Linked DNA regions of Homo sapiens: region 1 is linked to region 2. A link is a loop called in an ENCODE intact Hi-C map of the cell type or tissue named here. Cell type or tissue: mammary epithelial cell. All regions are shown on one strand. Each heading gives the region's core, and the rest is flanking DNA. Links, peaks and the distances in the headings are about the cores only.

Region 1 (2,920 bases), core at 122-2,621, 360 kb before region 2:
ATTGACTTTCTGCTTTGAATTAGGCATATTTATGTCAACAGGAGGCCAAATCACTGCTGGGTGAGTGACCCACTGCTAGGAAGATGCCCAGACGCCAACTGGGAAAAGCTTGGCCAAGCCAATCAGGTGCTGCCAGAGCCTTCTTTGTGATAGCAATGCCAACCCATGAACTAATACCCTCCTTTGGGAGAGATGCTGACACGCCAAGGAAACTAATGTTTTTATCTCAGCTGACTCATTTGCTGAGAACAACAGGTTTATAAGGCAACTCTTAGCTTGACCCACTCTACTCCTCCATCAAAATAAAGAAATAAATAAAGTTTTCAAACTAAAGAGCATTAAAGAATGATAACTTTTCTTTTTCTTGGTACTATCTATTGACCTATACCTGGTTTTCACTGTAACACATTTGTGGTATGAAAAATGACAATATGATGTCAGAGAAAATGAGAGAGACATTTTAGAATTTATCAGAATGTGACTATGGTCACTTAAAGTCCAACTTTCTCATGTGGGTTTCAGCCTGTGCTGGAAACAAATAGCCTCTCTTACCTCTAAAGTACTTGGTTCTGTGCTCAAAGTGGCATATTAAGTTCTGCTGATTACATCAGAATTTGGATGGTGTCTCAGGATCTCAGTTTCCTATCAGTGGAATATGGAGTTGGGTTAGGCATTATTTAAGATTCCCTCCAGTTCTACCCTGTTTGTTTTAAGGTTTCCTCTTATATTTTGTAACCTCTCTTCTACTGCTTTTTGGCAAGGTCTGGAAAAGAAAGGCTATGAAGATAGGCTTGAAGATAGGGCCCACGTTACAAGGGAGAAAAAAAAAAAGACGAGGTCTCATCAAATCAACTCCATACACACTAGCAAAATTAGGGAAGGGATGGAAGGGAAGGTGAAATTAGGGTGAAAATTCTGTTCAATGCTTAGCAGAATTGTGAAAGGCCAAAGTTGGCCTAGAACCCTGCCCATACAATTCCAATGCCCCTACCACCAAGAATTGTTTTTCTCCACCCTGGACTAGGCCTATCCCTTGGGAAGAATGACCACAGAAGAGGAAAGGAGGACAATAGACAGAGCTGCGGAAATGCCCCCCAAACTTGGTCTCGGCATTGTAGACCTGCAGGCATCTGTGCAGTGCATGTTGGGGGTAAAGCCAAGTTGAACATTAATTGTTGTCATCCAAGAGTCAATAGCTTGAGAGAGTCTTTCTGCAGCTGCTTTGTACCTCTGAGCCTCCTCTCCCATGGGAGAAAGCATTGTGAGGCAGAGGGCAGCATAGTCTCATAGAACTTCACACCTAAGTTGGACATGAATTGTAAGCTAGGCTCTACCACATTCACATTCTGGGAAGGTCACCTCCCCTCTCTGGCTCTCAGAGCCATATAATACAAGGAGAAGGTGGACTTGATCTTTAACATTCTTCCAAGTCATATACTTTGTTGTGCCACAGATAAATTATCTGTTCAGCTCAGAACTGCAGGGTGGAGCGGAAGCGGAGACAATGCTGACTGTTCTCTGTCATCTCACCTCCAATCCCTGCCCCTGTGCTTAGTCAGACAACCCATCTGACTTATTTCCTGGAAGCCTATTCCCTTATTTTAGCTCTTATGGTAGAAAAATCAGGACAGTGTGAGCCCTTCCATGGGCCGTGCCATTCATAGATACCCCTGTGATTTGTGACTGCTTCTACCCAGAAAGCTCCTGGAGGCATATATTTACCAAGCAAAGGACCCTTGAAGGAAGTAGCTGTTGTCCACACAAACCATTATGGGCCAGGGGGATATTAATAAGAAGGAATGTGTGCCATCAGAAGCACTCAGCATCTGCAGTAAACCAAATCCTCCCTCTGTAGGTATGGGTTGTCTAGAAGAGAAATTTTCATGCATGACTCAGTTGCTTGCCATGCAGTGCCAAAGAAACTTAAGGAACAGTGTTAGAAAAGGCTGAGATCATTGGCAATTAAATTGACCCTTCTACCTGGATGTGTATGGCTTAGAAACCAGAGCATGCTGTAGTTCCAGCCTTGAGAATTTTTGTGAGCATAGCAAATGGTCCCTTCACTTTAAGAAAGATCAGAAAAAGAAGATATGACCTAAATCAAAAGCAAAACAAGGCTATAATAGCATTATATGACTTAGATGCTAGACTCAAGTGACCAAGAGAAATATTTTTCCCAGGAGGAGGGAAAATGCCTCTTTTATAAATTGAGAAGTGCGCTGTTCTCATACGGGTCAGACAGTAGAACATAAGGATTTCTATGCCACTGTTGCCTAAAGGAGAGAATTTTTAATGAGAAATGTTTGTTGAGTCCTGTGATTCCATGAAGACTTCCTTCAGCAAGAGCAGAATGGGACAAGGTCCCATTCCAAATGGAAACAATTTGAGGGGTATTTTAACTATAATCCTAAATGATGATAACAATTGCTTCCACTTAATTAGAATCAGTGCAAGAAAAAAGTGGAATGGAGATCACTTTACACAAGTAAAAAAGAGCTTTGTTAAATTACAGTCCCCAAAGCCACTGCATGGGAAGAACTGACTTGCCTTTCTAGGTGTCAGGTTTTCCTATCAATGCTGTAGCTCCAACTTCTTCCAAGAGGCCTGGCTTCTAGGATCTTCCTTTCAGAAATGGCCAAAATGGGATAAATGGTGTAAAAAGAGTAGATAAAGTACACTTCTTCAGAGTGAGTATAGAAGCTGGGGACACCTGGATCTAAGCTGGAATATCCTAAAATCTTCCTTCATTATGGATAACAGGATGATCTACACCTTGTTTATGCCTCTAAGGAAAAAGAAAGGAGAAAAGAGTGAATGATGGAGAAGTGAATGAGGAGCTGCCAGTGGTTTCTTATCAGTAGCTCTCCTAGGGAAGGATAATGTCTCTGGCATTGCTCCAGGTGTCTGACAACCTCTCTTC
Region 2 (2,920 bases), core at 218-2,717:
ATCTGGTGCTACCAACACTGTCTCTAAGTCACAACAGATCACTTTTCCTGGTTAATCTCATTTTCCAAAATTGAAACAGCTTCTGAGCGGTCCATTGTAGGAACATGCCAGATCCCATGATCCAAGAAGACAGAAGGGCTCCAACCAGAAACAGTATTTATGGAGCCTGCCCTGCTCTGCCCTATCTGTCTGGAACTGCTCCAGAAGCCTCCTTAACATCAATTCGTGCAGCTATTAACTTATATGCGGCTCACATCGGGATATAAATCACTCTGCGTCACAGCTGGCTCCGGCTCCTTTAACAGCCAGCCTCAGGGTCAATTTAGACTCTAGTTAAATTGCCACCACTGCAAGCACCACTACAAAATTAACTCTAAAGTAGCACATGGTTTTACCCTCAAAAATCACTATAATTCTGTTCTATGAGAAACTACACATAAAACCTAGAAAAATATTGTGCAGAAAGGATACAGAGCTATTTCAGGACACTGACTACCTCTGTCCAGGGAAGAGGATGCGGGGATGGCATGCATGGGAGGTGAGCTGTTATCTGTCCCACTCTACTTCTCTTTTAACAAAATCTTCAGCTGGGCGCGGTGGCTCATGACTGTAATCCCAGCACTTTGGGGGGCCAAGGTGGGTGGATCACAAGGTCAGGATTTCAAGACCAGCCTGGCCAACATGGTGAAACCCTGTCTGTACTAAAAATACAAAAATTAGCCAAGCACAGTGGTGCGCACCTGTAGTCCCAACTACTAGGGATGTTGAGGCAGAAGAATCGCTTGAACCTGGGAGGTGGAGGTAGCAGTGAACCAAGACCGTGCCACTGCACTCCAGCCTGGGAGACAGAGCAAGACTCCATCTCAAAAATAAAAAAAAATAAAAATCTTCAACAACAACGGCAAAAAGTGAACATGTGTCAAATAAGTGTAGGGAGTGGAGGGCACATGCTCTATTATCTTCTGTTCTTTGAATGTTTGAAATGTGCCATAATTACCTTTTTTTAATTTAACAGGGGGAATTTTTATGAATTGTGGCTGAAGATCACTTCTGATTATTCCTCAGAGAAGGTTTAGGACACCCTTTGATGAACCCAAAGTCATCAAGTTCCTACCCTGGCCATACCTTTTCTCCAAAGAAAAGTAATCATGAACACAGCATCTGGTGGGACACAGAGGGTTTTGCACCTCAGGCTGGCCTGGTGCTATTGGGGCAACAGTGCAGTGCCGATGCTGGGGTGGCCTATAAGTGGACCCACAGGGTGTCCGTACCTGTCCTTCCATCCATGCTTTTTCTTCTCCCGTTGCCCCATCCCCATTGTTAAACACCTCTACCAGTATCTGCTTCTTTCCCTTCGTGAAAGGAGGCGTGTTTCTAATGATGTATCTATCCTGCCACCTAGCCTTCAGCAATATCACTACAACAAAGTTGCCTCATGCTGCTCTTTAACACAGACTTCAGTCTTGCTGAACCTCCCAGAGCTAGGGAAGGACCTGAACAAGGGGGCACTTTCTTTATTGAACATCACTGTACCTTAGTTTGGGACCAGGACAACATGGCCGCAGCATTAGTATTCTTGATGTGTGTTGGCCTCTGGGAGAGACTGAAGTCAATGTCATGAGGTCTTTAAAAATTGAATAAATTATATAAATAAGCCTGTCTGAGAGTGGTGAGAGTGACACAGAAAAGAGAATGAAGACAAGATCCTTAGCTAACATTTTTCCATTCTAACCAGTAGAATCCACAATACTTTGTGTCCTACTAAAAAGTCTAGCTTTCCCAAACTGTGTTATCAGGCATCATCCTTGAAAATCACTTAGAAACTCACAGGAAATGACCACAGGCAAGGCATCCGAAGCTTTATAAAATAAAAACACTATCTATCCTTTGAAAAGTTATCCAGATAAAAGATCATAAATCTTTCACTCCGCTGCATTTCTTGAAAGCTGGCTTTGATAAGCAGTTAATCTTTTAAAGGAAAGAGGAGGAGTGATCTCCGGGGAAACGGGACACAAGTGGTTGATATTTAAATACTACTTCCCCGAAAAAGATGCAGTTGACAGGTATAGAAGCTAGTCTATGCCAGAGTTGGGAAGCCCATGACAGCGAAAGCAAGCCGGCAGCACAGGGGGGTCTCTAGGAAGGGAACATTTGTATCTGGCAGGAATTAATGATCCCCTCCCAATTACCCTGGTTGATGCAAACTATTTTTTTTTTCTACAAGCAATTTTCTAAAGGTGATTGTGAACAGATCTAGACCTCCAGAATGGAGGGAAGGGGAAAATGGAATCAAGTAAGGCTCATAGGCATCCTCCATAATCCCGTATCCTGCAGTAACAACACCAACACCTTCCCACTCCATTGTCATATGTTAATTATGGACTCAGAAACAACACCCATCTGGCCAGTCCTCCATCTTTGGATGAAATTACTATAGACAATCCCAGGCTACTGAGAATTCTTCTTTCTCTCATGCCCTCTCGGGAAGCCTATCCCAGGGTCTCTTGGACAACAGCTCCAGTGTCTGAATCCCTTATAACCTAAGCCCATTTCTAAGTGGAGATAAAGAATGGCTGCTTAGCACACCAACACAGCACATGTATACATATGTAACAAACCTGCACATTGTGCACATGTACCCTAGAACTTAAAGTATTAAAAAAAAAAAAAAAGAATAGCTGCTTAACATTTACAGTCTTGCAGAGTAACCTCTCTCCATGGCCCCTGTACTGCTCTGCCCCAGGGTCCGGCTCCCACCACATTCTCCTCCCCCCTTCTCTCTACCCTTTTTATCTTTTCTGTGAATGATCCCCCCTCCTTTTACCTGTCTTCACATATTGTATTATCCAGCCATTGGAAGTCGGCTACACAAAAAGAGGTGTCACTAGAGGCCATCTCTCTCAGAATACAGGGTGACTGG

What was found. Hi-C counts contacts between places; a loop is a spot of excess contacts. Peaks named below come from ENCODE experiments on the same cell type or tissue, not always from the same donor. Only the 100,000 strongest peaks of a DNase experiment are listed, where the experiment ranks them.
Region 1: it touches region 2 in a loop (4-fold over the local background); 31 of 110 quality-filtered maps call a loop at or near these places.

The regions. Positions count from the first base shown.
Region 1 is chr2:217,057,935-217,060,854 of GRCh38, reverse strand. LOC105373873 (a long non-coding RNA gene) reads left to right here. Exons shown (of 4, transcript XR_923877.3): 4 at 1-333. Among named protein-coding and RNA genes, the nearest start is that of TESHL, 190 kb to the right of the region's middle. RefSeq lists an enhancer at 1,355-1,649. In mammary epithelial cell, for the core only: a CTCF peak has its summit at 1,274; no DNase peak of the experiment used is centred there.
Region 2 is chr2:216,697,490-216,700,409 of GRCh38, reverse strand. All of the region lies in intron 1 of IGFBP-AS1 (IGFBP5 antisense RNA 1), which reads right to left. Among named protein-coding and RNA genes, the nearest start is that of IGFBP5, 3.4 kb to the right of the region's middle. RefSeq lists a silencer at 1,405-1,484. In mammary epithelial cell, for the core only: a CTCF peak has its summit at 1,395; no DNase peak of the experiment used is centred there.